Linked DNA regions of Homo sapiens: region 2 is linked to region 1. A link is a contact called in ENCODE Hi-C data. All regions are on one chromosome and are shown on one strand. Each heading gives the region's core, a stretch centred on a gene start or an enhancer-like site at or near the end of the contact. The rest is flanking DNA. Distances are from core to core; before and after follow the strand shown.

What was found. A loop is a pair of places that touch in the nucleus more often than their neighbours do. Pooled maps may share reads with other maps.
Region 2: a pooled map shows a loop between it and region 1 (2.9-fold over the local background). The contact joins the promoter of BCL2A1 here to the enhancer-like site in region 1. A Hi-C loop is called at or near these places in 4 of 50 pooled maps.

The regions. Positions count from the first base shown.
Region 1 is chr15:79,638,610-79,642,077 of GRCh38, forward strand. No RefSeq gene overlaps it. Among named protein-coding and RNA genes, the nearest start is that of TRC-GCA5-1, 100 kb to the right of the region's middle. RefSeq lists an enhancer at 972-1,550. Within about 2 kb of position 1,787, at least 2 of the 41 ENCODE cell types and tissues checked have a DNase peak (open chromatin) inside an H3K27ac peak, as active enhancers do.
Region 2 is chr15:79,969,581-79,973,048 of GRCh38, forward strand. BCL2A1 (BCL2 related protein A1) reads right to left here and starts at 1,616. Exons shown (of 2, transcript NM_004049.4): 1 at 1,120-1,616. The coding sequence starts at 1,539. RefSeq lists an enhancer at 1,040-2,239.

The DNA.
Region 1 (3,468 bases), core at 537-3,036:
TTTACTGTCCAGGAAAATTTGCTGAAGTCCACCAACCTCAGTGCTAATCCATTCCAAAAGAGAGAAAATGCAGCTTCCCATTAGAAAAACATCAGCAGGGCTAGAAGGCTTGGGTGGGGGTTCAAGTCAGTCCCACAGAGCTTGAGTATGTCACGTCCAGTCCTTGGATACTAGAGGATAGAGGGGTTGGGGAAGGAGCAATTGGTGATCTTTTCTGTTCAGATCCTCATCCCGTGTAGATGGTCTATCAGTAACTAAGTAACCTCAGCTGCAATTCAGGACCCAGCTACAGATTTCAAATTCACCTACATGGATGAGCAGAAGTAGGGAATTTGAATGATAAGTAAACATGTTCCAATCACTGTAAAAGGCTCACCTCTGTCTCCCTTACTTCTTGAAGTGAATTAACTTTGAATCCATTTTAGAGGAGACCGCACTTTAAAAATTGAACAGAGATGAAACATGTATCTGTCTCCAAACAGATACCAGTATATCCAAATACCAGTCCCCAACACAAAAAGATAAAGCCAATTCAATCAGCTCGTGGAAAAAAAAAAAAAGAAAAATCAGCCAAACAGTTTTTGTTTCCCATACATTCATTACTTTTTAAAAATCCATGCAGATAACCGATCTGTGACTTTTACTTTTCAACTGGCTACTCTGGTAGCTGAAAAATGGTAGCAGATCTATTTAAAAAAAAAAAAAAGTAGCTACATCTGCTGCTAACATGCTCATAAATGTTTTACAGTTCTCAAGGTACTTTGATGTGTGATACTCTGGTTGAGCTCAGAACATTTGTGCTTCTGACACCTACTTTAGCCTGGGCACTGTTAGGCATTAAGGCTTTGCTCGCTACCCAGAGTGGTCCCTGGACCAGCAGCTTTGGTATCACCTGGGAGCTCATTAGGGAAGCAGCATCTTACCCACCCCAGACCTGCTGAATCAGACTCCGAATTTCAGCAAGATCCTCTGGTGGCTCCATTGCTCATTACAGTTTAAGAAGTAACACTGTAGAGGATAAAGTGACAAATAAGACATGTCGCTTGTCCTCAAGAAGCTAGGAAACTTGAAAAAGAGAGGATCACAGAATTGGATAATCACAATACACTGTGTTAGATGATGTGATGGAATAAAGCTCAGAGGGCCCTGGGAGCCCTAAGGAGGGTCATGCTGGCCCCTGGCAAAAAGTGATCTTAAGCTGACCCCGTGAAGTAGAAGATCACCTTTTGAGAAGGTGCAGGAGATAGTTTCCACAGACAAGAGGCCCTGCCAAATGAGTGTGCATGTCTGGGGATGTACTCCATGCCCAAAGCCTTATCAGGAAGCATTAGTGATGCTCCTCTTTAGGCACCAGCGGCGTCCCCATACCACAGATAAGGAGGGGACTTTGTGTGTCAGAATCTGGGCAGCATGGAGGGGTAGAAGTGGAAGCAGAGGCTATTTGTTTAGCAATAACTCTGTGATCCCTATTATATGCCATTATGTTTCACTTAGCTTTCACTTAATAATAATTTAGTTTGCATGTGCTTCTGGGCTAATGCTTTGTCTAGCCATAATAGAATGCAGGGACACCTAAATTACCCATAGAATAATCAAATTAAGTAAAAATGCCTCTCTCTTTGCTCACCGCATGGAAGAGGTCACTGACACCAAACAATGTCATTTCTGGTGCCCCCATAAATGACTGAAGTCAGACCTTTCTGAGCTGATGAACCCAGCCTAAGATTCCACAGGCTCTGAGTCATGGTGGTGACACAGCAACAGCTCTAAGATAGGAATTGGAAGTAGGAAAAGAGCTACCCCAGGGAGGGCCTGCAGTATGCCACGAGTGGTGCTGGCCACCTTCCCAGAAGGATTTTCTTTTGTCCTACAGTGGACCTGCCCCAGTTGACAAACAGCAAAGCAGAGGTGGGAAAGGCCTCTGCTGCTGAGGCATATCAGGCTCCAAACTCCTCCTACTCCCCGTGTGACTATTTCCCATATAAAGTACTATCTCCCAAAATACTTCATTCTTTTCTGCCATCCTTCCCACCTCCATTCCTCTCCTTCCTTCCCTCAATCTTCCATCACCCCAGACTCAGTGTCTCAGGCATTTGCCAGCAGCACTCATCACCATGATGCCTACAGGTCCTGCTGACATCCTCTTAGTGTGTGCTCCAAAATGCATTTATATCTGCATTTCTGCTTCTGATTGTTTTCTGCCTTTTAACAGCATTGATCCTAGTCTCCACTTCAGCTCTCTTCCATCATGCAACCCCCATTCCCAGTGATCAATAGGTGCTTTCACCTGTAGCATCTCATATCTTATATTCTATTTATTCCTGGCTTTCAGGACAGATGGTAAGCATCATAGAGGCTGCTGATCCAGTGATTGTAGTGATGTTGAGGCAGGATGAGAGTAGAGGGTAAATAGGCAGGGTGCTTAAACAACATAACCTGAAAAAGAAAAGCTAGCAAGAGCTTGAACTGTGAAGGAGGGAGCAAGGTTGATGGTCAAAGACAGTGCTCAACATCAAATGCAAAAAGCAAATTTGCAATATGAATGACCCAAAAAGCTTAATGTCAGAAACTGGGAGAATCCTAAGAAGTGAAGAGTAGCTTAAAGTAAGTCTCTTATATAGATCCCATGGCAAAGGCTCATTCTCTGATGAGACCAGCTGGAAGAAACCTGCTGATCTAGTCATACGTGGCTTTAAAAGCTCTTTCGTGAGGAACTGAAGGCTGAATGGCCTACCGACTGGGCAATACCATCTTTGGTTTGGAGCTTATTTTTGGTCTGTGCAATCCCTTCTTAGGTGGTTTAATCAAATCAGCAAAAGTGGAAGGCTGCCCTTCTCCCATGGGTCCTAGTGACTATTTTCTGAAACTCCTTTGGGTGTACCTGTATTGAGTTTAGTGGAACAAGGGGAAACATATTCAGACTTCACAGCTCATAGTAGGATGACCTATTTTCAGCTACAAAGTAAGGAAGAATGCCTCTCACCCTACACATGTGTACACACCCATTTGCAGAAGTTACCCAAACAACCACTGTAAAGTCAGTGGCAAGAGTAAGAACTGGTTTAGAACAAGACCAGTAAAAGAGCAGAGAGTAAATATTTTAAGCCTTGTGGGTCACTCAGTCCCTGTCACTCCTACTCAGTTCCTCCACTAGCAAAAATGCAGTCCTAAATAATACATAAATAAATGAGTGTGCTGTGTTCTAATATAATCTTATGTACAGACAATAAAATTTAAATTTCATGTAATTTTAATACATCATGAAGTATCATTATTCTTTTGCTTTTTTAAAAACAATTTCAAAATGTAAAATATATTTCCTAGCTCACAGGCCAACAAATCAGGCAAGCAGGCTAAATTTGCTCTGTGAGCTGGAGTTTAGCAACCTCTAGGTTAAGAGATCTCTGTATAAAACATAATCCTAGAATTAAAATTAATCCATTTTCCAGAATATTAGTCACCCTCATA
Region 2 (3,468 bases), core at 366-2,865, 330 kb after region 1:
ACCATGTACTATTTTTACATATACACATGTAAAAATATGTATGCAAAATTTATATGTATACATAAAAAATCTATGTGTATATGTAAAAAAGGTATGTGTTATATGGTATAACATATATGTTATGTAAAACATATACATAAGCATACATATACATTTTATATAAAACTTTTTTTACAAAAAATGTTTTACAAAGAAGTATTGTTTATTTTCTATGGATAGATTCAGTAGGCATGTTTTGCATGCAAAATAATTGATAACAGTGGTTACCTCTTGGGAGAGGTGAAGGCCGTTGGAGAGAGGATCAATGAACACTTAAGTGCTTTAAAAAAATAATTATTAAGTATATTGGAATATAAAGGAAACCATATACATCCAGCTGTGTCAGGCTTTTTACCAACATGAGTTTCAACACAGGCCTCTACATAGTCTTGGCTTTTTTAGGCACTGATAATAAAGTAAATTTTTATTTGAAAATTCTTGAATAAAGGTTCTTGCTGGTCATACAGTATATTATGTTTTAATCAACAAACTTTAACAGCCCGGAATTTATTATTAGTAATAATGTGTTATATATTATATGTAATGTAATTTGCTATATATTAATATATGTTACTATTTATTATGTATTAGTAAACTGAAAAACACCAATTTGTAAGCGATGAACTTACAAAAATTTACACCTGTCTTTTGCAACCCATAAATACCTAAAAATAACAGCATCTGATAGCAACTTTCTGTGCTGATTGTAGAAATTTCTGTACTGTCTGTACTGTCATGACAACCCTAGCAAAAGCTAAGTACTAGATTAGAGTGTGTGCACAGCTGATTGTGAAGCTGCATGAGAGAGGTGCTTTATTAATCCCCAAAGCTCACTACTGTAATTTATACTGTTAAGAATAAAAACTGAAAACATAAGTGCTTTCCAACTATAAAGTTCAAGTTCAAGGATTCATTGGAAATAAGCCAGAAAGTATATTTTTATTTTAAAAATTAAAACAAACCACCCAAGGAAAATAGTATTCTTAGGTAAAGTGTTTTGTTGTTGTTTTAACTAGCAAGGAAATTCTCAATTTCTATTTCACAGGAAAGAACAATGAAGAATTTTTCCATCACACATACCCAGCCTCCGTTTTGCCTTATCCATTCTCCTGTGTTATTCATTATGAACTCCGCAACAAAATATGAAATCTCCTTATAGGTATCCACATCCGGGGCAATTTGCTGTCGTAGAAGTTTCTTGATGAGAATACCTTCAAATGCAAATATGGTTACAATTCTTCCCCAGTTAATGATGCCGTCTTCAAACTCCTTTTCCATCACTTGGTTGAATAGTGTTCTGGCAGTGTCTACGGACACAACATTAACATTGTCCAAGCATGACTTCAGATTCTTTTCCACTTCTTTTTGGACTGAGAACGCAACATTTTGTAGCACTCTGGACGTTTTGCTTGGACCTGATCCAGGTTGTGGTATCTGTAGGACGCACTGCAGATAGTCCTGAGCCAGCCTGTAAATATATCCAAATTCACAGTCTGTCATCTTCTGCCTGGTGGAGAGCAAAGTCTTGAGCTGGCTCACCTTGAAGCTGTTGAGGCAATGTGCTGAGAATGCTCACTGAGCTTGACTGAGTTATGACACATGATGATACATGGAGGCTGGTGGAATTTCTGTTTGCATCACTTTATAATATCCTTCCTCCTAGTCACTTTCGTGCGTAGGCTGTGTTTCATGTCATGTATGAAAGAGAAAGTTTAAAATGTGAAAGAGGAAAATGTTTCAGAGAAGCCACTTCCTCATCCTGTGATTAATTCAGCTTTGCAAGTCTTAAATGCAGGATGTGGAGAAATTAGAATCCTTGTAGATTGCTGGTGGGAATGTGAAATGGTACAACCCCTGTGAAAATGTTGGCAGTTTCTCAAAAAGTTAAATACAGAATTGTCAAAAGACCCAGCAATTCCATTCATAGGTATACACCCAACAGATACTCAAATACTTACATACGAATGTACATGGCAGCACTATTCACAATAGCCAAGATGTGGACACAACTCAAATGTTCATCAACAGACGAAAGGATAAATAAATTATGGAACATTATTCATCCCAAAAAAGGAATGAAGAACTGATACATGCTTCAACAGGAATGAACCTCAAAAACATTAGGCTAATAGAAAGAAGCCAAACAGAAAAGGTCATACATTATGTGATTCTATTTCTATGAAATATCCAGACAGTTAAATCCATAGGATAGAAAGCAAATTGGTGGTTGACAGGGGCTGAGAAGAGGAAGGAGTAACTGCTTAATGGGTAGAAGGTTTTCTTTTGTGTGATGAAAATGTTTTACAAGGCCGGCCGCGTTGGCTCACGCCTGTAATCCTAGCACTTTGGGAGGACAAGGCGGGCGGATTGCCTGAGCTCAGGAGTTTGAGACCAGCCTGGGCAATATGGTAAATCCCCGTCTGTACTAAAATACAAAAAATTAGCCAGGCGGGTGGCGTGTGCCTGTAATCCCAGCTACTCGGGAGGCTGAGGCAGGAGAATTGCTTGAACCCGGGAGACAGAAGTTGCAGTGAGCCAAGATCACGCCACTGCACTCCAGTCTGGGCAACAGAGCGAGACTCTGTCTCCAAAAAAAAAAAGAAAAGAAAATGTTTTGCAGCTAGATAGAGGTGGAAGTTGCACAACACTGCGAAGGTACTAAATGCCACTGAATTGTTCACTTTAAAATGGTTCTGTGAATTTCAAATTTAAGAAAAGTCTTAAACGCCATCCACGGGGTAAACCGGAGTAACGACAATTTGGAATGGAGACTACAAAACAGCCTGGGTGGCAGAGAACAGGGCCTCTCGAGGTGACTCTGGCAGTACCGCCCTTGATCATTTGTAATTGAGTAAGGATGATACCGAGAGGGAAGAAAAAAATACCCTCTTTGGGCCAGGCACGGTGGCTCACCCCTGTAATCCCAGCACTTTGGGAGGCTGAGGCGAGCGGATCACGAGATCAGAAGATCGAGACCATCCTGGCTAACACAGTGAAACCCCATCTCTACCAAAAATACAAAAAATTAGCCAGGCATGGTGGCGGGCACCTGTAGTCCCAGCTACTTGGGAGGCTGAGGCAGGAGAATCCTTTGAACCCAGGAGGCGGAGCTTGCAGTGAGCTGAGATTGTGCCACTGCACTCCAGCCTGGGCGACAGAGCGAGACTCCATCTCAAAAAAAAAAAAAAGAAAAAGAAAAAGAAAATACCTTCTTTGGTCTTCACCTTCCACCTACTCTAGAATTTCTGATAGAAAACAAAATTCTGCTTTAAGCCTGACTTAATTCACATTTTTAACTCAGGTAAACTATCCGATGTGTGGATTAGAAATTGCAGGACCAGAAAGAGCACTGGACTTACAGTCAGAGGGCCTGGACTCAGTCCCAGCCAAATCTCTCTTTCTTTACTCAGTATGTACCTTGGGTCTGTG